Regions from separate parts of the Mus musculus genome. Here region 2 is linked to region 1. Evidence: chromatin loops called from intact Hi-C (ENCODE). Cell type or tissue: left cerebral cortex. All regions are shown on one strand. Each heading gives the region's core, and the rest is flanking DNA. Links, peaks and the distances in the headings are about the cores only. Region 1 has its middle 27 kb from the start of Gm31240. Region 2 overlaps Gm40678 (a long non-coding RNA gene).

Region 1 (11,814 bases), core at 1,862-9,861:
GAAATGATTTGGCAGATAAGGCCACTAAAGTGGTGGCTGCTGCCCTATCATCCCCGGTAGAGGCTGCAAGAAATTTTCATAACAATTTTCATGTGACGGCTGAAACATTACGCAGTCGTTTCTCCTTGACAAGAAAAGAAGCCCGTGACATTGTTACTCAATGTCAAAGCTGCTGTGAGTTCTTGCCAGTTCCTCATGTGGGAATTAACCCACGCGGTATTCGACCTCTACAGGTCTGGCAAATGGATGTTACACATGTTTCTTCCTTTGGAAAACTTCAATATCTCCATGTGTCCATTGACACATGTTCTGGCATCATGTTTGCTTCTCCGTTAACCGGAGAAAAAGCCTCACATGTGATTCAACATTGTCTTGGGGCATGGAGTGCTTGGGGGAAACCCAAACTCCTTAAGACTGATAATGGACCAGCTTATACGTCTCAAAAATTCCAACAGTTCTGCCGTCAGATGGATGTGACCCACCTGACTGGACTTCCATACAACCCTCAAGGACAGGGTATTGTTGAGCGTGCGCATCGCACCCTCAAAACCTATCTTATAAAACAGAAGAGGGGAATTGAAGAGATTTTACCCCGAGCACCAAGAGTGTCTGTGTCTTTGGCACTCTTTACACTCAATTTTTTAAATATTGATGCTCATGGCCATACTGCGGCTGAACGTCATTGTACAGAGCCAGATAGGCCCAATGAGATGGTTAAATGGAAAAATGTCCTTGATAATAAATGGTATGGCCCGGATCCTATTTTGATAAGATCCAGGGGAGCTATCTGTGTTTTCCCACAGAATGAAGACAACCCATTTTGGATACCAGAAAGACTCACCCGAAAAATCCAGACTGACCAAGGGAATACTGATGTCCCTCGTCTTGGTGATGTCCAGGGCGTCAATAATAAAGAGAGAGCAGCGTTGGGGGATAATGTCGACATTTCCACTCCCAATGACGGTGATGTATAATGCTCAAGTATTCTCCTGCTCTTTTACCACTAACTAGGAACTGGGTTTAGCCTTGATTCAGACAGCCTTGGCTCTGTCTGGACAGGTCCAGACGACTGACACCATTAACACTTTGTCAGCCTCGGTGACTACAGTCATAGATAAACAGGCCTCAGCTAATGTCAAGATACAGGGAGGTCTCATGCTGGTTAATCAACTCATAGATCTTGTCCAGATACAACTAGATGTATTATGACAAATAACTCAGCTGGGATGTAAACAAAAGTTTCCGGGATTGTGTGTTACTTCCATTCAGTATGTTAAATTTACTAGGGCAGCTAATTTGTCAAAAAGTCTTTTTCAGTATATGTTACAGAATTGGATGGCTGAATTTGAACAGATCCTTCGGGAATTGAGACTTCAGGTCAACTCCACGCGCTTGGACCTGTCGCTGACCAAAGGATTACCCAATTGGATCTCCTCAGCATTTTCCTTCTTTAAAAAATGGGTGGGATTAATATTATTTGGAGATACACTTTGCTGTGGATTAGTGTTGCTTCTTTGATTGGTCTGTAAGCTTAAGGCCCAAACTAGGAGAGACAAGGTGGTTATTGCCCAGGCGCTTGCAGGACTAGAACATGGAGCTTCCCCTGATATATCTATGCTTAGGCAATAGGTCGCTGGCCACTCAGCTCTTACATCTCACGAGGCTAGTCTCATTGCACGGGATAGAGTGAGTGTGCTTCAGCAGCCCGAGAGAGTTGCACGGCTAAGCACTGCAGTAGAAAGGCTCTGCGGCATATATGAGCCTATTCTAGGGAGACATGTCATCTTTCAAGAAGGTTGAGTGTCCAAGTGTCCTTCTCTCCAGGCAAAACGACACGGGAGCAGGTCAGGGTTGCTCTGGGTAAAAGCCTGTGAGCCTAAGAGCTAATCCTGTACATGGCTCCTTTACCTACACACTGGGGATTTGACCTCTATCTCCACTCTCATTAATATGGGTGGCCTATTTGCTCTTATTAAAAGGAAAGGGGGAGATGTTGGGAGCCGCGCCCACATTCGCCGTTACAAGATGGCGCTGACAGCTGTGTTCTAAGTGGTAAACAAATAATCTGCGCATGTGCCGAGGGTGGTTCTCCACTCCATGTGCTCTGCCTTCCCCGTGACGTCAACTCGGCCGATGGGCTGCAGCCAATCAGGGAGTGACACGTCCTAGGCGAAGGATAATTCTCCTTAATAGGGACGGGGTTTCGTTTTCTCTCTCTCTTGCTTCTTACACTCTTGCTCCTGAAGATGTAAGCAATAAAGTTTTGCCGCAGAAGATTCTGGTTTGCCGTGTTCTTCCTGGCCGGGCGTGAGAACGCGTCTAATAACATCTGCTGTCTGCTGTAGTTGTGGTGTTGTGGTTGTTGAATTCTTGGTTAGCATTACAGTTTGGTTTGTTTGTTTGTTTGTTTAAATGAGTGGCCAGGGCCTGTGAGATGGCAAAGGCACCTGATACAAGCCTGATAACCTGAGTTTGATTCTCAGGACACACACACACACACACACACACACACACACACACACACACACACACACGAGAGGCATGGGGGGAGGATGAAAAGAGAGATGACTCTCCAAGTCTATCTTCTGATCTTTTTATGTGCATAATGTTAGCATTTCCTCTAGGCTCCACCCAGCCTGTTAGCTAGCAACAGGTAGGAACTATTCTCTCTCCCTCTTCTTTTCCCATCTTCTTCCTCTCCCTCTCTCCATGTGTTCCCAACCAGCCTTTTCCTTTCTCTCTCTCTCTCTCTCTCTCTCTCTCTCTCTCAATCCTCACACAGTAAGCAAGCAAATAAATAAATGTAATACTTTAGGGATTTGGAAACGACCCATAAAGAATGCAGAGTTTCCGTTTAATAGTAAAATTAAAAAAAAATCTATTATTTCTTCTACTTTAAAGACATTGGCTTTTTTTTTTTTTTTTTTTCCAAAGTGGTGCCATCCCTTTGGCTTGGGAAAAACAGTCACGTTCTGCCCGCCCAAATTCTGCTTTTGATGAATGCGGTCCCAGTATAGTCAGCTGGGACAGTGATCTCTGGAGACGGCAATTGAGATGGCCAATCACAGGAACATCATGTCCTGGTGCAGGTGTTTGATTAGCAGCAGGTGCTGGAGATGTCAGCGCAGGAAATTATAGCCTTCCCTTCTCCTCACCTTCGAGAGGCTTTAGATTTCCTTCGAACTGAAATTTCCGCAAAATGATAAACTTTGTCCCAAACAGCTGCTCACTGGGGGCAGAAGGACGGGCTGCTTCGTGAAGGGGAGTTATGGGCTTAAAGGGATAGTGCAAGCTGGAGAGATGGTTCAGTGGTTAAAGTATTTGAGAGGCAAGTATATATAATAAGGATGGGAGTTCGGACCCTCCAGAACCATGTACATGGTGGAGGAGGATAGTGGCTCGTCCCCCTCCCCGTCTTCCTCTCTCTGCCTCCCCTCCCCTCCCCTTCCCTCCCCTCCCCTCCCCTCCCCTCCCCTCCCCTTCCCTCCCCTCTGTCTTCCTCTCTCTCTCTCCCCTCTTTCTTGGGAGGGGGCGGGCGGGGAGGCACGCACGCACGCACGCACGCACGCACGCACGCACACTCTCACAAACGTGGAAGGTGCATGGTGCATGTGGACATGAACACCTGTTCCCCTGTTTTCTGTTGAACCAGAAAACTGGATTGTACTTCTTCATATATACACTTAAAAAAAAAAGATTGTAACTTTTTACTTTTGATGATGTATGGGTTTGCACAAGTGAGTAGCGAGCTAAATGGCTATTATTAGGTGGCTAAAGACTTAGGGAGGGAAGATGGCCCAGCAGTTTAGAACACTGGCTGCCTCTGCCAAGGACCTGGGCTTGATTCCCTGCACTCACATGGCAGCTTACAACTGTCTGTAGTTGCAGTTCCAGAGCATCTGATACCTTCTTTTGGCTACCATGGGGACCGTACATGTATGTGGTGTACAGCACGCGCAGGCAAAATACCCGTATGGTTAAAATAAATGAAAATTAAATGAATAAAGCCCAACCATGAATATAATAAGTACTTATTGAAGTGTATTTTGACCATTGTCCTCTGGGTCTTGAGATATATTTTGAGTGCTCTTCCTTGTTCTAGAAAGCTGATTTCTGTGATCCCATTTTTATTCTCCATTAAAAAGAAAAAAACCCTTGGTTTCTGTATTTCCTAGGTTCCAAAGGCTTTCAGGGAACTGTAAGTTGGGTAATTGCCATTTCTACTTAACTTTGCAATCTTCTAAGCCGAGTGTCTTTAACTACGAAGGAACAGGCATAAATCTTGCAAAGTTCAAAATCCACTACCTAGGGATATAGTTAATGCCTTCCATCTCAAAGTGTAATTATCTTTTTAAGAGAAAAGCTGGCTGAAGAGAGGCTTGGCTGTTTAAAAACAAAACAAAACAAAACAAAATAAAACAAACCCAAACCCAAATCAACTCTTTTTTTTGTTTTTGTTTGCTTTTGTTGTTTTGTTTTGTTTTTTTCGAGACAGGGTTTCTCTTTATAGCCCTGGAACTCACTTTGTACACGAGGCTGGCCTTGAACTCAGAAATCCGCCTCCCTCTACCTCCCGAGTGCTGGGATTAAAGGCGTGCACCACCACGCCCGGTGCAAATCAACTCTTAAGTCAACAGTTGCTCTAATTGAATTTGTTGCATATGATCTCAGGTGTGGGTAGGTAAACAAAACAAAACAAAATAAAAAAAATCAAAGACCGAAAAACTCGCGTATGTGGGAAAATGGCATATGTGGGATTATCCATTCTCTGAATTTACGTTCTTGATTAGATTGAAGGGTTTAACACAAGGGGATCCAGAGCGCCTCCTACTGGTGGCAGAGTTAAAATGCCTGCTCTCATACTCTGCCAGGTAGCAGGCGCCTTCCCTAGACAAAGCAGATCACGTGGTTTGCTTTCTGCTCTTCGTGCATCCTTATACTCTGGCGGTTATTTAATCATTCGCTGTGGGTGTTTTCTAAAGGAACTCCAGGGACGAGAAACACCAGCTAATAAAGTCTTTACTTTGGTCTCAGCATCCTCGGATCCTCGGCACACCTTTGTTTAAACGTTTACAGAGGTAAAAGCTTGTACCAGAGCTAATCTCACTTGTCAGCACATGAGTTCCGTGGCCTGCCTTTGCCGCTGCTGTGCTCTAGTTACCTCCATTTAAAAACAGATAACCCGGGGCGTACAAGCGGAACTGCAGTTTCTTTTGTCGCCTAATAGCCCCACGTCCCATCCTGATACACTTGACTCTTTGGGAACCGATACCACAAGTCCAAATCCCGGCTTTCCAGTCCATCTGCACTTGCCAAATTTAGGTCAGCATGGGGCCAGTTAGGGCTGGTATGATTTACCCACTCATCCAGCAGTCATGGGCACCGAGACTGGGGGCGGGAATGGCCTCTCTCATCGCTATGACATAATACTGGAGATACAGTTTTATTTTGCCCTGTGATTTTGGAGCTTCCAACGACTGATTGGGAAGACCTGGTGTGTGTGTGTGTGCTGGGGGGAGGGGTTTGGGAAGGCATTGAGCCGCCGAACAACGCCTGTTAATATCATGAGCAAGAAAGGAAGGAGAAGGAAGAAAACAGTCCAACATCAGTCTTTAAGGGTTTGCATCTTCAGTGACCCAGGGACCACTCTCTGAAAGTTCTACTGCCTTCCAGATGTGGGGACCAAGATTTGAAAACATAGGTCACAGGGAGAACGAGTATTCGTCACTGATGTGACTGTAGGCGGAAGGAGAGAAGGGACCACTGGCTTTTATCTAGCCACCTGCAGTAATTCGTGGAGTTACTGATGGTCCTTCAGTGTCCTTTCCTGTCTAGGTGTTTAAGCCTTCACTTGCTGCATGTGTCTCATGTATTGTTATCCCTGCTGGGCTTGTCACCCAAGGTTGTCATAAGCCTGCGCTGTTGTCTGCTTATGAGGACTGGTGTCCTCTAGTACTTAACCCAATGGTGTTGGAGGTTTTAGTTTATGGAGATGAACGGGTACTTTTGCCGGGCCCTTCATGCTCCTCCAATGTACCTGCCTCCTGATCTCTGCCTTTGGCTTCTTTATGTAAACTCCAAAAGCAGTAGTGGTGTGAGCATGAGGGCAGCATAGGGATAGGGAGGGGTGGGGGAGTGTGTGTGGGGGGGAATCTTGTCTGATCACATTGTATCCCATGGCAGTCTTAGTTGCTCTAAGATAAAGTTGTGATTTATATGAGAATGTCGGGCCTCGAGGCGGGCAAGCCGGAAAACGCTTTATTCACAAAGTAAATTCTGTCCCCCTCGAACTGTGCAGAACGTGCAGCGGACAGCATCCTCTGCCTGCCCCCAAATCTCTACAGCCTGACTTTGTCCCCACCCCGACTCTGGAGAAAACACCTCAGTCCCGTTACACATTCATAGAGGAACGAGAAAACGCCCCCCCCCCCCCCAGGACAGATCAGTACCAATGGCATCTAGTTTACTGTGCTAAGGTCTAAGGGATGTTTAGAGCGGGGGAATCTGCTTTATATCTGCTCCCTGCATTTGAAAGTTATTTAGAGAGGGGCTTGCTATATGTATCAAGAGGGGGCCAGCTTGGGCGGAACCAGACCAGGTACTGCTAGCGGGTTGGCTTTGCAGGCTCTTGGTCCAGGGACTGGGCTTGAAGATCTTGAAAACGGTTCAGGAGTGACATGCCTGCTTGCTACCGTGCTGCCAGCGCCCCCTTGTGCATGGCCAGGTTATACTAACTACTTCCAGGCGTCCCTTCTCACTGAGGTCTGATGACCCTCAAGGCTTCTTTTCTCCAGCTGTCTCTGCTGCTCACAGCCTGGCGAAAGGGTATCTGGAGAAAAAAAGACTAACCAAAGTTTCAAATTTTCAATATTTTCTAGACCTCTTCCCCCCCACCCCCACTTTCTTCGTTTGCAGGAAATATTGTATTTTATTTACTTAAAAGTGTGGGTGCTGTGGCCCCTGAGTGGGGCCAGGTGGACCCCGTAGGAGGCATCCATATTGTTGTAAGAGTACGAGTGCCCCTGTCTACTGGCATACCGTGTAACACAAAATAAAGAATTCTAGCAAACTAGTGCAACCTCAGAATGGGTCTGGAACAGGGTGATGGCTGCTTCCTGCCTGTCCCCCCCACCCCCCGCGCTCTCCCGCCCTGTTGAGGCCTGAAGATGCCAGCCTGGCACCTCCCCATAAGTGCCAATGGGATGACTGGCTACACCAGAGCTTGTGTGGATTTCCCCTTGGTCTATAGGCTGTATAAAAAAATCGCTTGCTGCGGTACAATACAGGAGATCTGCACTTCAATGCTGGTCTCTGGAGTCTGCCTCCCTCACCCTCTCCTGGATCCCAGTTCCTACATAGATTTATTTTTATATTGCTTTATGAGTATGAATGTCTGCCTGCATGTATATCTGGGTACCACATGAGTGCCTGACACCTGCGGAGGCCTGAAGAGGATGCCAGATCCTATGGAACTGGAGTTATAGGTGGTTGCGAGCCACCATGTGGGTGCTGGGAACCAAACCCCAGTCCTCTGTACGAGCAGCAAGTGCTCTTAACCACGGAGCCACCAGTCCAGCACTCTACTATGGTAAATAAAAAAAAGAAACCCTCCAAATTTTTTATCTTTGATCAGTGAATATTTACATATAATTGTGAAATACTGGAAGACTCTGGTGAGCCTCAGCTTACTAGGGACCCCCTGAGTGAACTCGAAGCCGGGAATCAATACAAAAAGCAAGAGAAATTTATTGTTCCAACTCGATGGGGTCGTCCTACACCAGAAGGAGAAGTGGTGACCCTGCACAGCAGGGACTGGTCTTTAGGAAATGAGTTGGCAAGAACTTCCCTTGTAAGTAGGTGGCCAACTGTTGGTTTATCCTGCAGAATGTATCTACATGCTCTGGCCTCCCCCGCCCGCAGATGGCTGATGGTCGGTTCCCCAAATGTTAATTAGCCTCTCCCTTCCAGAGGGGTTCTCTTCCAGGAGGGGAGGAGTCTGGTGGAATTTTCCAAAGTTCCTGAGCTGACCTCTTTAATGCAATGCAATGTCTCAATGTAAACATGTTGTAAAATGGTAATATTGGGGGTAATTAGTATATACGTTACATCGCAAGTATTTATCAATGCTTTGGGATTATGAAAATTATTCCTTTGAGCTCTTCTGAGATTCACATAATATTATTAGGCACAGCACTGTGCTAGGCAATAAAATAGCCCTTATCTCACTGTAATGTTCTGATTTGAATAGGGTGTCTGCTATATTCTTGGACATTTGCATACTTGATCCCCAGTTGCTGATGCTGTTCGAGTATGGCATGACTGGAGGAAGAAGTATGTCACTGGGGCCAAGTTTTGAGAGAGCTTAAAGGCTCATCGCCATTTCCGGTTTGCTTTCTGCTTCCTTTCAGTGGTTTGAGATGAGAGCCCTCAACACCCTCAGCGGTTCCTGTTGCAGCGCCTGGTGCTCACTGCCACACTCCCTACCATGATGGTGATGGGCTCTTATTCCAGCGATAAGCCCCAAATAAATCCTCCCTTTTCTAAGTTGCGGTGGATGTGGCTTTTTATCCCAGCCATAGAGGCATTGACTGAAGCTTGCCCGTTTGTTTGCCTGTTCCGCATTATACTGGCACCCTCTGCTAAGCAGGGTCCAATTCTCTATTATCATGCCTTGTTAAAGGTGAATCAATTCTCAGAGGCCCCGGCTAGAAGGTGTTATGAAGAGCTTACAGAGAAACTAGAGGACCAACAGACGCCATCCTGTTGTTTAGTAGATGTCTCACGATTGCGAGATCATTAGAAACTTGCCAACTTGCACCATTGCCTTTTTATGGCTACAGTTGTCTTATGGTTTGCTGTTTTTCATAAACTTTTCACTTGTGAAAAGGGAGGCCCACAGGTGTTAAGCATTCAGTTTGGTGGAGTGCCATGGAACGAAGACAGATATCGAATCTCCTGCAAGAAGAAAATCTATTACACCAAGGACAGAGGGGCAACCCTAAACTCTTCTCACTTCCCACCCAAGTTTCCCTCTTCACATGTGGCTGGATTCTGGTTTGTAGCATCAGGGATAACTTGCCCAAGCGTTGTGTGTTCGCGTCAGCCGGGATGCTCCCATTCTTCGCTATACTGTCTTTTCTTACAGATACAGTTCTATGCAGTACCAGTGGGTCTTTTTTTATTTTTGACATTTTTGAGTGTTTAGGGATGATGCCAGTTTTAAAATTTGCATCGCCCTGATGACTAACCAAGTTGAATGTCTTTACAAATGTTTTCTCAAAGCAGTTTAGATCCTCTCATTGAAAAGCAGCTGCTTGTGTTTTTACAACAATTTGTGTGTGTTTGTGTGTTTTTATATTTGTGCAGGTGCCTGTGGCCATGCCTGTGTGTGGAGAGATCAGAAGTCAGGGTTCAGTGTCTTCCTCCATTGGTCTCTGTCTTATTTTTTTGGATGGGATCTCTCTTTGAACATGGAGCTCACTGATTGGCTGGTTCCTCCAGGATCCTCTTGTCTCTGATTGACGGGTAGCTCCTTCACCTCTCAGCCACCTCTCCACCCTGTGCTTCTGCCTTTGGGTGTCGATTGCCATGAAGAACTTCTTTCTGTATGTTGATTATGAATTCCTTGTTGTGGAAAGCCGGTGCAGCTGCAATAGCCAAGATGGTGCCCTGGCCCATTGCCAGGCCCCGTGAGACCCACATGTTTACTGCCTTGCCCATACATGCGCAGTGAAACTGCATGCGTAAGCTGCCTGCCAAGTTAGATTATTCCTCGTGATCCAGATCTGTCAGCCTATCTGTGACCAACCTGAGCTCATGCCTGGAGCGTGTGTGATTCTGATTGGATGAGGTGGTGTGGAATGAGATGAGGTCAGTTGCCGCTACTATATAAGAATAGTCCTTGCACCAAGTAAAGAGGAAGCTGTGGAAGCTGAGTGAACCCGTCTTGGTGTCCGTGTAGTTCTTGTCTCTGTGTTTTCCGGAAAAAAGGGGACAGAGCACTAAGGTTCTCAGGAATAGAGATGAAGGGAATTTCAGCAACATGGGTTCAACTGCATCTAAAGTGAAAGTATAAATGGCGTTGACCCAGCTTCTTAAAAGAAGTGGTATTCACTTCTGTGTTTGCTAGTTGGCCATCACTGGAAAGAGAGGCCCATTGGACACACAAACTGTATATGCCCCAGTACAGGGGAACGCCAGGGCCAAAAAAAAAAAATGGGAATGAGTGGGTAGGGAAGTGGGGGGGAGGGTATGGGGGACTTTTGGGGTAGCATTGGAAATGTAATTGAGGAAAATATGTAATAATAAAAAAAGAAGTGGTATTAACATGAAAGCAGAGACGGTGGACAGATTTCTAGACATCCTCTCCAAGGAAGTCTCATGGTTTTTAGAGGAAGGGTATGTTAATCAACAGTGCTGGGAGCCTTTGGGAAGGGATCTCCAAGCTTCTAATATGAAAAACCCTCTACCTGTAGGGATGTTAGCCATCTGGAACTTGGTCAGGGCGTGCTTGAGGGATGCCAGTGGAAAGTACAATGCTGAAATAGAGGAAGGAGTGGCGGCACTTGAGGAGGCTAAGGAGATTGCTTCTCAGGCTAGCAGCCGAAAACCTAAACAGTTTAGACAACAAACCAAAGATAAGAAAGAGAAGAAGGAATCTAGCTCTGAAGGGTCTACTAGTGACAGCGACAGGACTGATAGCGACAGTGACATCTGTAGTCAGATGTTCCTCTTGAGTTTTAGGTGCGGTAGGCCGCCCGAACCATCAGCCCCTCTGTTGCCTTCTCTTCCCCCCTATAAAGATGAGGGAGACAAAAGGGGAAAGCATAGTCTTCATGTAGAAGTCTGGAAAGATGTGCCCACCGTTGCGGGGCCCTTCCCAATATTCAGGATCAACAGGGGCAACAGTATCATGAACCCCTGGATTGGAAGGTTGTACAAGATTGAAGGAGTCAGTTTCGACTTATGGGATCCAGGCTGCCTTTACCGTAACTCAGGTTGAGTCCCTACAGCTGTACTGCATGATGCCTTTTGATTGGCAGAACCTGTGCAAGGCCGTTCTTTCAGGAGGAGGTCATTTAACATGGAAGGCTGCTTATATTGAGCATGCTATTGAGCAGGCTGTGGCTAATGCTGCCGCTGGACTCCCCAATGCAGTCTGGAATATAGACATGTTAATGGGGCAAGGAAATTTTGCCAACAATCAAACAGGTTATCCTATACAGGTTTATGAGCAGATTAATAACTGTGCTCTTAGAGCTTGGAAGATGCTATCAGGTACTGGAGACCTTGGGACCAGCTTGTCTAAGGTGATACAGGGACCCAATGAGAAGTTTGCAGACTTCCTAGCACGACTAGTGGAGACAGCCGGGAGAGTATTTCTGGATGTTGATGCTGCAATGCCATTGGTCAAACAATTAGCCTATGAGCCGGCCAATAAACCCTGCAGAGATGCCATATGCCCTTATAAGAGCAAACTGCTGGATGTATGGCTAAAGGTTTGCTGAGAGGTGGTGGACACTCCACTGACCAACCAGGGGTTAGTGGTAGCCATAGTTCAGGCTCAAAGACAGACTCATCGTCAGGGTGGACGTCAGGGGGGAATCCAGGGGGATGCTTCTCTTGCGGGCAGCCAGGTCATTTCAAGCGAGACTGTCCTAATAAAGGAAGACAGGAGATTCCAATTTACAATCTCCTTGCCAATTAACACCCTTAGCCAGAGCTTGTTTGCAAAAGGTGGAACAAAGTTTAGCCAAGGCTCAAGTTGATCGGGTTGATCCCACCTTGCCTATTAGTTTTTTGTGTTATTGCTAC
Region 2 (11,814 bases), core at 1,807-9,806, 88 kb before region 1:
TCAGGTCTCCTTACCTGTAGGGCAAGTACAACTGAGTCATCTCTGGGGCCCCTATCCCCCCCCCCTTATTTAAATCAAGAAATACTTGTCCAAAGTCACTGCATCTGGGCTCTAATTCAACAGCTTGGGTTCTGAGTCATCGTGTTAAAGACAAGGACGGTGTCAGCATATTCTCCAGCCTTGAGGAAGGATCTCTGTGAGGAGCTGAATGTCTCTCGTGCCAATGCTCAGGACGCTGGAGGATGAGGTATTTGCGGGGACTGGCTGTTTGGGGGCACACTGCAGAGCGGTGTGTGGGGGAACTTGAATGCAATGATTTCCCCTTATCTCCACCTGTATTTGTAACTGGGTTGCTAAGCAGCAGAGGGATTCTGACTTTTAAACGATAGACAATGGCTTTCTTGGAGGGCGGTCCATCAAATGACCTTCAGAACTGGAAGTAAATGCAGATCTGGTCTGGAAACAGTTGCTGGCCTGCTGGGTCTCTAGGTAACACTTTGGTATCTGCCAGACACGGGTCCCATCTGACATACGAGTGCCTCGAGGTCAGGCATGGGGCCTCTGTCCCCACTATGAACTTCCAACAAGGAGTCACCAGGATGAAGGAGCAGGGACTGCTTTGGAGAAGGAAGGTGGCAGATAGGAAGCCATGTTCCTTCCTTTTCTCTTTGTGTGTCTTTGGAATGTTTACAAAATTTGAGGCTTGTCTTATGGTTACCATTACTGTGATGACAAACACATAACCAAAACAACATGGGAAGGAGAGGGTTTATTCTGCTGACATTTCTAGATAGCAGCTCATCACTGAAGGAAGCCAGGACAGGAACTCAAGCAGGGCAGGAACCTGGAGGCAGGAGCTGATGCAGAGGCCATGGAGGGATGCTGCTTACTGCCTTGCTCTTGATAGCTTGCTGCTCAGCTTCCTTCCCTCCCTCCCTCCTTTCTTTCCTTCCTTCCTTCCTTCCTCCCTCCCTCCCCCTCCTTCCCTCCCTCCCTCCCTTCTTCCTTCCTTCCTTCCTTTCCTTCTTTCTTTCTTTCTTTCTTTCTTTCTTTCTTTCTTCCTTCCTTCCTTCCTTCCTTCCTTCCTTCCTTCCTTTCTCTCTCTCTCTCTCTCTCTCTCTCTCTCTCTCTCTCTCTCTCTCTTTCTTTCTTTCTTTCTTTCTTTCTTTCAACTTTTTACCGATGCTTTCTTTCTTTCAACTTTTTTTTTAACCGATTCTTTGTGAATTTCCCATCTTCACTCCAATCCCTCTCTTCTCTCAGTCCCTTCACCTCTGCCCCGGCAACCCCTCCTCTCAAAGAAAATTTAAAACACCCCAAAACCACACCCTGGAAGCTGCAGTGGGTCCCACCGTATACCGTTTTGTACAAACATCTTCATTTGCATATGTTCACTGTAATGAGTCATTAGTGTGGTTCTGAGCCTCTGGCTTCTGCTAACTATCAATACTGGATCCTCTCCAGGACTCCTCTCAGATATCTTGTTGTTGCTCTGTGTCGTGGAGATTCTGCAGATTACGGTCTGCAGGACTGGCCCCTTCACAAGTTCCAGCAGATCATAGATAGGGTAGGTGTTGGGTGGGCCTGGATATACAGCTGAGTTGATTAGCCAACCAGCTCTCCTGCACACACACCACCAGGGCCAGCTCTCCAGCACTGCCATGGCTAGCTCATCTAAGTGCTGCAGCTGGCAGGGGGCAGCCCAGCTCTCACAACCTCGGCCAGCTCACCCATGCCTGTGCCACCAGGGCCAGCTCTACTGTGCTTCTCAGGTGAGGTGCAGGGCCCACTCTCCCAATCTCCCAAGTGCTACAGCCAGTGAGGGGCAGGGTCAGCTCTCCAATCAGCCTGTTTTCTTATAGAACCAGAACCACCAGTTCAGAGATGGCACCCCTCCCCCACCCTGTCCATCAATCACTAATTAATAAAATGCCCTACAGCTGGATCTCATGGAGGCATTTTCTCAAATGAGGCTCTCTCCTTTCAGATGACTCTAACTTGTGTCAAGCTGATCTAAAACTTACCGGGATTTGGCCTATGGAGAGAGCCAGCTCAAGAGGTTTCAGAAGGGAACAATATTAGCCACTTTTGTTGTGTCAGTCAGTGGGCTGCTTGCTGGGGCTGCGAGGATTTAAAAAGGTCTGAGAAGCTGCAGTGGGGTGTGGAATGAGTGACTGATTACTGCATTCGGCAGGACGCTGGAAAAGCTCAGCCTCCTCCTAGAGGAACAGACTATCTCCAAAAGAATCCAGGCCTGCTCCTTAGATCAAGAGAGGTCAATGGCCTTTCTCTATACAAAGAATAAACAGGCTGAGAAAGAAATTAGGGAAACAACACCCTTCTCAATAGTCACAAATAATATAAAATATCTTGGCGTGACTCTAACTAAGGAAGTGAAAGATCTGTATGATAAAAACTTCAAATCTCTGAAGAAAGAAATTAAGGAAGATCTCAGAAGATGGAAAGATCTCCCATGCTCATGGATTGGCAGGATCAACATTGTAAAAATGGCTATCTTGCCAAAAGCAATCTACAGATTCAATGCAATCCCCATCAAAATTCCAACTCAATTCTTCAACGAATTGGAAGGAGCAATTTGCAAATTTGTCTGGAATAACAAAAAACCTAGGATAGCAAAAAGTCTTCTCAAGGATAAAAGAACTTCTGGCGGGATCACCATGCCAGACCTAAAGCTTTACTACAGAGCAATTGTGATAAAAACTGCATGGTACTGGTATACTGACAGACAAGTAGACCAATGGAATAGAATTGAAGACCCAGAAATGAACCCACACACCTATGGTCACTTGATCTTCGACAAGGGAGCTAAAACCATCCAGTGGAAGAAAGACAGCATTTTCAACAATTGGTGCTGGCACAACTGGTTGTTATCGTGTAGAAGAATGCGAATCGATCCATACTTATCTCCTTGTACTAAGGTCAAATCTAAGTGGATCAAGGAACTTCACATAAAACCAGAGACACTGAAACTTATAGAGGAGAAAGTGGGGAAAAGCCTTGAAGATATGGGCACAGGGGAAAAATTCCTGAACAGAACAGCAATGGCTTGTGCTGTAAGATCGAGAATTGACAAATGGGACCTAATGAAACTCCAAAGTTTCTGCAAGGCAAAAGACACCGTCAATAAGACAAAAAGACCACCAACAGATTGGGAAAGGATCTTTACCTATCCTAAATCAGATAGGGGACTGTATTAGTCAGGGTTCTCTAGAGTCACAGAACTTACGGATAGTCTCTAGTTAGTAAAGGAATTTATTGATAACTTACAGTCGGCAGCCCAATTCCTTACAATTGTTCAGTCGCAGCTGTGAATGGAAATCCAAGGATCTAGCAGTTACTCAGTCTCACACGGCAAGCAGGCGAAGGAGCAAGAGCAAGAGCTAGACTCCCTTCTTCCAATGTCCTTATATTGTCTCCAGCAGAAGGTGTAGCCCAGATTAAAGGTGTGTTCCGCCACACCTTTAATCCCAGATGAAAGGTGTAGCCCAGATTAAAGGTGTGTTCCTTAAACTCGGAGATTCAATCTTCTGGAATCCATAGCCACTGTGGCTCAAGATCTTCAAACCAAGATCCAGATAAGGATCTCCAAGCCTCCAGATAAGGGTCACTGGTGAGCCTTCCAATTCCGGATTGTAGTTCATTCCAAATATTGTCAAGTTGACAACCAGGAATAGCCACTACAATCCACCCCTTGTCAACTTGACACAAATAATATCTCATGTTCACATGAAACAATAACAAGGTTGTAAATACGCCTAACATGATATAACTATCCCTCGTACAATCGCAAACGCATTAGTAAATTTACAATGGGCATTCATATTACTTTATAATCCTCGTTTCTGCAACTGGTTACGTGGCCTTAATTGGTATTTATAACTACCTTCCTCTACTACCCATTCTGTATTTCCTTCTCCTTCAGCCAGCACCTCAGTTTCTTGGTCCTGAGGTTTGTGCAGGAATAGAAACCCTGACTAAGACAGGGACTAATATCCAACATATATAAAGAACTCAAGAAAGTGGACTTCAGAAAATCAAATAACCCCATTAAAAAATGGGGCTCAGAACTGAACAAAGAATTCTCACCTGAGGAATACCGAATGGCAGAGAAGCACTTGAAAAAATGTTCAACATCCTTAATCATCAGGGAAATGCAAATCAAAACAACCCTGAGATTCCACCTCACACCAGTCAGAATGGCTAAGATGAAAAATTCAGGTGACAGCAGATGCTGGCGTGGATGTGGAGAAAGAGGAACACTCCTCCATTGTTGGTGGGAGTGCAGGCTTGTACAACCACTCTGGAAATCAGTCTGGCGGTTCCTCAGAAAACTGGACATAGTACTACCGGAGGATCCAGCAATACCTCTCCTGGGCATATATCCAGAAGATGCCCCAACTGGTAAGAAGGACACATGCTCCACTATGTTCATAGCAGCCTTATTTATAATAGCCAGAAGCTGGAAAGAACCTAGATGCCCCTCAACAGAGGAATGGATACAGAAAATGTGGTACATCTACACAATGGAGTACTACTCAGCTATTAAAAAGAATGAATTTATGAAATTCCTAGCCAAATGGATGGACCTGGAGGGCATCATCCTGAGTGAGGTAACACATTCACAAAGAAACTCACACAATATGTACTCACTGATAAGTGGATATTAGCCCCAAACCTAGGATACCCAAGATATAAGATATAATTTGCTAAACACATGAAACTCAAGAAGAATGAAGACTGAAGTGTGGACACTATGCCCCTCCTTAGATTTGGGAACAAAACACCCATGGAAGGAGTCACAGAGACAAAGTTTGGAGCTGAGATGAAAGGATGGACCATGTAGAGACTGCCATATCCAGGGATCCACCCCATAATCAGCATCCAAATGCTGACACCATTGCATACACTAGCAAGATTTTATTGAAAGGACCCAGATGTAGCTGTCTCTTGTGAGACTATGCCGGGGCCTAGCAAACACAGAAGTGGATGCTCACAGTCAGCTAATGGATGGATCATAGGGCTCCCAATGGAGGAGCTAGAGAACGTAGCCAAGGAGCTAAAGGGATCTGCAACCCTATAGGTGGAACAACATTATGAACTAACCAGTACCCCGGAGCTCTTGACTCTAGCTGCATATATATCAAAAGATGGCCTAGTCGGCCATCACTGGAAAGAGAGGCCCATTGGACTTGCAAACTTTATATGCCCCAGTACAGGGGAACACCAGGGCCAAAAAGGGGGAGTGGGTGGGCAGGGGAGTGGGAGTGGGTGGATATGGGGGACTTTTGGTATAGCATTGGAAATGTAAATGAGTTACATACCTAATAAAAAATGGAAAAAAAAAAAAAAAAAAAAAAAAAAAAAAGAGAGGTCTGGGTGAGTTATAGCGCATTTCCCATAGTGACCAGCAGATGGTAGCAAAGGCAAGGCTCATGGGCGGCAGGAACCCAGCTTGCTGCTCAGTTCAGAACAGTGTCAGAACATTGCCTTAATTTTGGTGTCAGCATAATAGCTTGTTCATCCCCTCCACCAGCCTCCTCTTCCTCAGGAAATAATAGTCTCTAAATCTTCGGGACTCAGACCCGCCAAATAGAACCCAACACGTGCCCTAATCACTTGGGCCAATTCTTCTCTCTGAATGGTGTCGCTTTACGTGGGACTTTTTCTGCGTGGCTGTGGTGCTGCAGTGCCAGGGTAAGCTGAACATATAGCCAGGCACTGGGCGTGAAGGGAAAACGCAGGAGACACCTTCAAGGCGCCAATTAGGGGAGAAGAGAAGGGCCAGTAATGCAGAGTGGTGGGCCAGAAGTATGCTTGCCCTTTGCGGTTCCGAGACCCTGGCAGACCGGCAAGGCGCCTCCCACTGCTTCTGACTCCATAGTTCCTTCCCTGAGACTAAGCCAGCCCTGGGACTCACACTTGGCTCACGGCAGGGAACTTGTTTCCTTCATAGCACTTTTGCAGTGTAATAGTAGAGTGATTATTGGATCTTACATTTAATGAATGCATCTGCCATTTGCCTGACAGTCAACCTCAGGAAGACAGGGTAGGTTCTGCTCCAGCCAATGCCTAGAGCCCGGTACAGTTATGGTCCAGTGAACTATACCATAATAATTTCACCATTACCCAGTAAGTAGATACTTGTTCCATGATGGCGTTGTAGTGGCTTCATTCCTCTCACGTAGGAAGAAAAGTCGAGGGTAGAAGCAGAAATCCAGGCTGACCTCGGTGGAGATGTTGGTGTGGTTGGTTTTAATGTACTCTTGGCACAAATAGAATCCACGGGGGAGGAAGCCTAACCCAAAGGATTGTCCTTATTGTGGTAAATTGATGCAGGAAGACTCACCATGACTGCGGGCGGGATCTTCTCTAGATGAAAAGGGCTTGGTGGGCGCAGGGTTTCTCCCCTTCCACTCGCTTGGGCTCCCTCTTGCCCCTGAGCTGTAGATTCCTGCTCTGATAGTAGAACCAGCATTTCCAAGTTTCTATCATGGTTCTCTAGGGAGCTTCTGTCTTCGGGAGCCAGATTGGGATGCTGAGGTACCCAGCCTTGTGGACTGTCCAACTACCCATTGTTGGGCCTGCCCCAGTAGAAGATAGCCATTGCAAGACAACCAGGGCTCCGAGGCACTAGCCTAAGGACAGAGTAACCTTTGGATTCTTAGTTCTCAGATGTGATTCTTTTGTTGTTACTATTTCATAGCTGACTCGAGTCTGCCTGTCTCTATCTACCTATCTATCTATCTATCTATCTATCTATCTATCTATCTATCTATCTATCTATCTATCTATCATCTCTCCATTTATCATCTACCTCCTACCAATTTATAATCTATCTATCGATCTATCTATCTATCTACCCACCCCCTCTCCCATCTGTCTTTAACTCATACAGCGATTTATTCAACATGTGTATTTGGCTGTGTTGCGTATGCGATCCAAACTTCAGTTTGTTTAATCTGTAAATTGGGGATCAGACTATGTCTCCTGCAGGGGGACCACATGCATGCAAAGAGATCCTCTATAGGAAATTCAAAAATGAGTAAGTCGAGAAATGCTGTTGGTTTGTGTGTTGGAGGCTCTGTTTGTCATCTCCGGGAGGCCCAGTCTGTTGGATTTTGTAAGGATGATGTAATTAGTTTAAGAACTCCATGGACTGGTGAGGAGAGGAAGGGAAGGCTGTTGGAGGCAGTGGTGGTACCATTACTGCAAGCTCATTAGAACCCTTAACTCTGTTGAGCTGCTTTGTGTTGGAACATTGTGTAGAAGGCACTGCTCTGTGGCAGAATAAATAATAAGCTGGGCTTGGAGGCTAAAGATGGTCGCTGCTAGGCCTGAAGGCCCACATGGTAGAGGGCAGGAATGGACTTCCAAAAGTTGTCCTCTGACCTCCACATATATGTTGTGGCGTGTGGATAACCCCCTTCTAAAATAAACAAACAAACTAATACAGTTAAAAGTCAAAAGTGAATAATAAGCCAATGAGGTGAAGGTGTGTCCTGGTATGAACAGAACAGAGTGAGACTGTGAACAGATGTGCTAAGGACATACAGCTGAGCAAGCAGTGAGACGCTTGTGTCCCCTGAAGACAGTTCAGAACCAATGTGTGGGGGACAGCAATGTAACAGGGACTGATAGCAGGGAGAATGGGGTCAGGGGTGCATGCTCAACCCACAGGGGGGATTGCTAGCATGAGGCCAGCCAGGGTTGCACGATTAGATTCTATTTCTAAAACCAAACCAGACAAAGCCCAAACAAAACACTTTTCTTGGACATATGTTTAAGAAGCCTAGATATCACATTAGCCAAAGAGTGGAAATAAGCTACCAAGACATGCAGGTAAAAACAACAAACCACAGGAAAATAGCAAAGGCATGCCTAGGGCCCCATCTGTTGCCAATGATGTCACAATGTAAGGGTGGGACAGGTCCTGGGTACTTAGGATGACACACTGGGGAGGTGGTCTATAGATGTTGCTTTTATTTGCTAGATATAATTGTCATATCGGAGGCTTACTGCTGAATAAGCTCACCCTTTCTAGTTCTTTCTGGACTCTAGCTGGCTGTTTCTACTCAGCCGTTCTGCCTCAAGCTCCTCTTCAAGCTGACTGAGTCAATCTGATTTCTCTCAGCTTCTGACTGAATTGCTCTGCTTGGCTTCAGACTAACTCTTGCAATTTGCTCTAATCTTCTGGCTCCTCCTTATTTTCTAGCTTCAGCTGCCACTGTTGACTGGCACTAAACTGCATGAACTCAAGAACAAAGTCAACCCCACTGCCCTGAACTCTGCACAGACTCCAGCCGACTGACTACGACTGACTGAACTCTCTCTGCCCTCTTCTTAAATTGTCTCTTTCCTGTGCTGTTTTCGAGAGAACTGGGTGTATCCTACCCTGTCAAATCTTTCTCTGATTCATCACTTTGTCTGTCCCTCAATTAGACATCATTGTTTGGGATTGAAGGTGAGTGCTAAGGGCCTATCAGTATTCCAGCCAGAGGGATTAAAGGCATGTGATAAGTCTGTATTCCAGCTGAATCACACAAATTTAGCTGTTCTTGGATGTGATCAGAATAGCTGGATTAAAATTCCTCTACAGTGTTCAGTGGCTGATTGAAGAAAGGAGGTTTTCACATCTAGGAAACTTACATTGGACAATTTTTAAAGTTGCTTTTAGTGGTATAAATCTGTATGTCTGAGGTAATTTCTCTTTAGTTTTTCTCAAAGCCAGAAGAATGGGTAAACTGAATGACTTTACCAGGTTCTTCCCCAGCACAGGATTGTATACAATGTATACAATGTATAAGTCTATCCACTGGTTGCAAAAGTCATGAAGAGATACAAGGACTTGTCTGAGTCACATCTGGAGATTGAATTCAATTAGATGCCCCCCAACCTAGCTTGGTTGAGCTGTGGTTGACAAACAACATTGGATTATTTTGTGTGTGAGAGTGTAAAATGACGACTGTAGCCAAGCTAATCAATACATTATCCACATCACATAGTTATGCAGATTCAGACTAGGAGGTAAGGGAAAGGATAATCACAAGTACAAGGCCATCTAGGATGTATTAAGAAAGAGTTTGGAAGCAGGCTCTGTCTGAGAGAAAAGGCAACCCTTGCCTTTAAGGATGATGGGATTGATCGGATCCATGCACTCACTGTATATCACATGTATATGTATCTATGTGTATACACATGTGCATATATATGGATCTATGCACTGCACATCACATTTGTATGTATTTGTATGTGCATATGTATGGATCCATGCACTGCACCTTTTATGTATACATATATATTCATGTACTGTATATCATACATACATGTATACACACACACATACACACACATACAAGCACACATATGTATGGGTCCATGCACTGTACATCACAAGAATATGTTTCTATATGTGCATATGCATGTGCATGGGTCCATGCATTGCACATCCCATGTACATGTATGTGTATGTGCACGTACATGCACATATGTATGGATCCATGCACCTTTTATATTTGCATATATATATTCGTGAACTGAATATATCTATACACACATATACACACCAACACACATATGTATGGATCCATGGACTGCACATCACAAGTAGAGTATGCAGTGCACATCACATGTATGTATCTGTATGTGCATGTGCATATGTATGGACCATACACTGCACAGGCTGACTCCATGACAGGCTACAGACTAGCAGTTTAGGAGACAGGGTCTAAGTTTCTACTTCCCAGAACTGGGGAAATGAGTTACTGAAACAACCATAGGCTTATGTCAAGAGGTACCCCTGCCCAGCTTTCAAAAGGTCAGTTAGCCAAGCTTGTGGCCAAGAGGTCAAGAGCTACCTCTCCTTGGCATGAAGCAAGCATAGTTAGTCTGATTCATAGCACCACCCAGACCCCCAGAGATAGAATCCACATATTAAGGTATAGATCACCTACCCTTTCCAAATGTTCCTCTTTTTGGCTTTAAAACTGAATCTGTGAATTCAGTTGGGGTCCTTCCATCCCAATGGAATTGGGTCCCTGCATGGACTCATTGAGACTCACAGAGTTTTATTAGTTATAATCAGTGACTGTGTTGTGTATAGACTTCCAGAACTTATTTTTGATGTGTGGTACAAGGGATTGAACCCAGGGCCTTGTGAATATCAAGCAAGCACTTTTCCCTTGAGCTACATCTTCAGCCAACACTTATTAGTTTTATAACCGAACATTTGCCCACACTAACAAACATCTCTCCACTTCCCTTGCTCACCCTGCCCCTTTCTCTAGCTCCTGGGGACTTCTGTTTACTGTTTCTATGTTATATTTAGCTCTCACACATGAAGTCATTGGTATTTGTGCTTCTCTAGCAGCCTGGCACACTCCACTGAGCACAGTGTCCCCCAGGTTAGTCTCTGTCACTGAAAGCAGCAAGACTCCCTTCATTTTCATATCTGAATACTATTTCATTGAGTGCCCTATTTCATACATCATGTTTTATATGCCATGTTTTCAGTTTGTTCATTTGCCAGCAGATGTTTGCATTGTTTCATTCTCCTGGCTATTTTCAATTGTGCTGTAAAGAACACGGGGATGTAAACATCTCCTCACTCTCTTTGATGACTTCATTTTCTTTAGGTCTCTAAAACCTAGTAGCATAATTGCTGAATTGTAACTCAGTTCCAGTATTTAATTTTTTAGATACGTTTTTATTTTTTTATTGTGTATGTGTTTGAGTGTGTATGCATGTGTGTAGTATGTGTGTGTTTGAGTGTGTATGTGTAGTATGTGTATATATAGTATGCATGTGTATTTGAGTGTGTGCTTTGTGTGTGTGCATGTGCATGCATTCATATGTGTGTGCATGTGTATGTAGTATGTTGTAGGTGAGTGTGTGTGTAGTGTGTGTGTTTGAGTGTGTGTGTGAATGTGCATGAATGCATGCATGTGTGTGTATGTGCCTGTGTGGAGTATGTTTGTGTGAGTGTGTGTGTATAGTATATGCATATGTGTGTATGTGTGTGTGAATGTGTGTGTGCAGTATATACATATGTGAATACATATGCGTACATATGTGAATACATATGCGTACATATGTGTGCAGTATGTATGTGAATGCATGCAAATGCTTCTGAATGAGTCCAGACAGGGCGTCAGAGCCCCCGGAGCTGGGTTATAGGTGTCTCTGGGTACTGGTAACGGAACTTGAGTCTTCTGCAAAAGCAATATATTCTCCTACCCACTGCGCCCCAGGCCCCCATGTTTGATTCCTTGAGGGCCCTCTCTATTTCCACCATACCTGCGTCATTTTTACATTGGCGCTTCACACTGACATGTGAGCCCTCCCTTTCTTCTGCACGTGTCTTTTCTACTTTTGGTCATAGTTATTCCATTGGGTACGAGGCGATATTTCACTGGGGCTTTTCTTTGAACCATGGTGATTTTTACCACTCTTCCCATATACTCACTGACTATATTCTTGTGAGATATATTCAGCTTTCTTTTTTTAAATGACAGAGTCTTCAGTCCACTCGGGCCTTTTAGTGGTTTGAATATACTTGGCCCATAGGGAGTGGCACTGTTAGGAGGTGTGGCCTTGTTGGAGGAAGTGAGTCACTGTGGGGGTGGGTTCTGAACCTCTGCCCAGTGAGGAAGAGTCAGTCTTCTCCTGTTTCAGAACAAGATATAGAACTCTCAGCTCCTTCTCTAGCACCATGCCTGCCTGGATGCTACCATGCTTCCTGCCATGGGGGATAATGGACTGAATCTCGGAACCAGTCAGCCAGCCCCAAGTCAAGAC

What was found. Hi-C counts contacts between places; a loop is a spot of excess contacts. Peaks named below come from ENCODE experiments on the same cell type or tissue, not always from the same donor. Only the 100,000 strongest peaks of a DNase experiment are listed, where the experiment ranks them.
Region 2: it touches region 1 in a loop (4-fold over the local background); 4 of 42 quality-filtered maps call a loop at or near these places.

The regions. Positions count from the first base shown.
Region 1 is chr10:66,712,998-66,724,811 of GRCm38, reverse strand. No RefSeq gene overlaps it. Among named protein-coding and RNA genes, the nearest start is that of Gm31240, 27 kb to the left of the region's middle. In left cerebral cortex, for the core only: CTCF peaks have their summits at 4,815 (motif pointing left) and 6,709 (motif pointing left); DNase peaks (open chromatin) are centred at 6,700 and 9,202.
Region 2 is chr10:66,801,429-66,813,242 of GRCm38, reverse strand. Gm40678 (a long non-coding RNA gene) reads left to right here. Exons shown (of 3, transcript XR_871772.1): 2 at 124-247; 3 at 8,234-9,293. Among named protein-coding and RNA genes, the nearest start is that of Gm40678, 22 kb to the left of the region's middle. In left cerebral cortex, for the core only: a CTCF peak has its summit at 5,445 (motif pointing right); a DNase peak (open chromatin) is centred at 5,458; H3K4me3 peaks cover 401 bases; H3K27ac peaks cover 264 bases.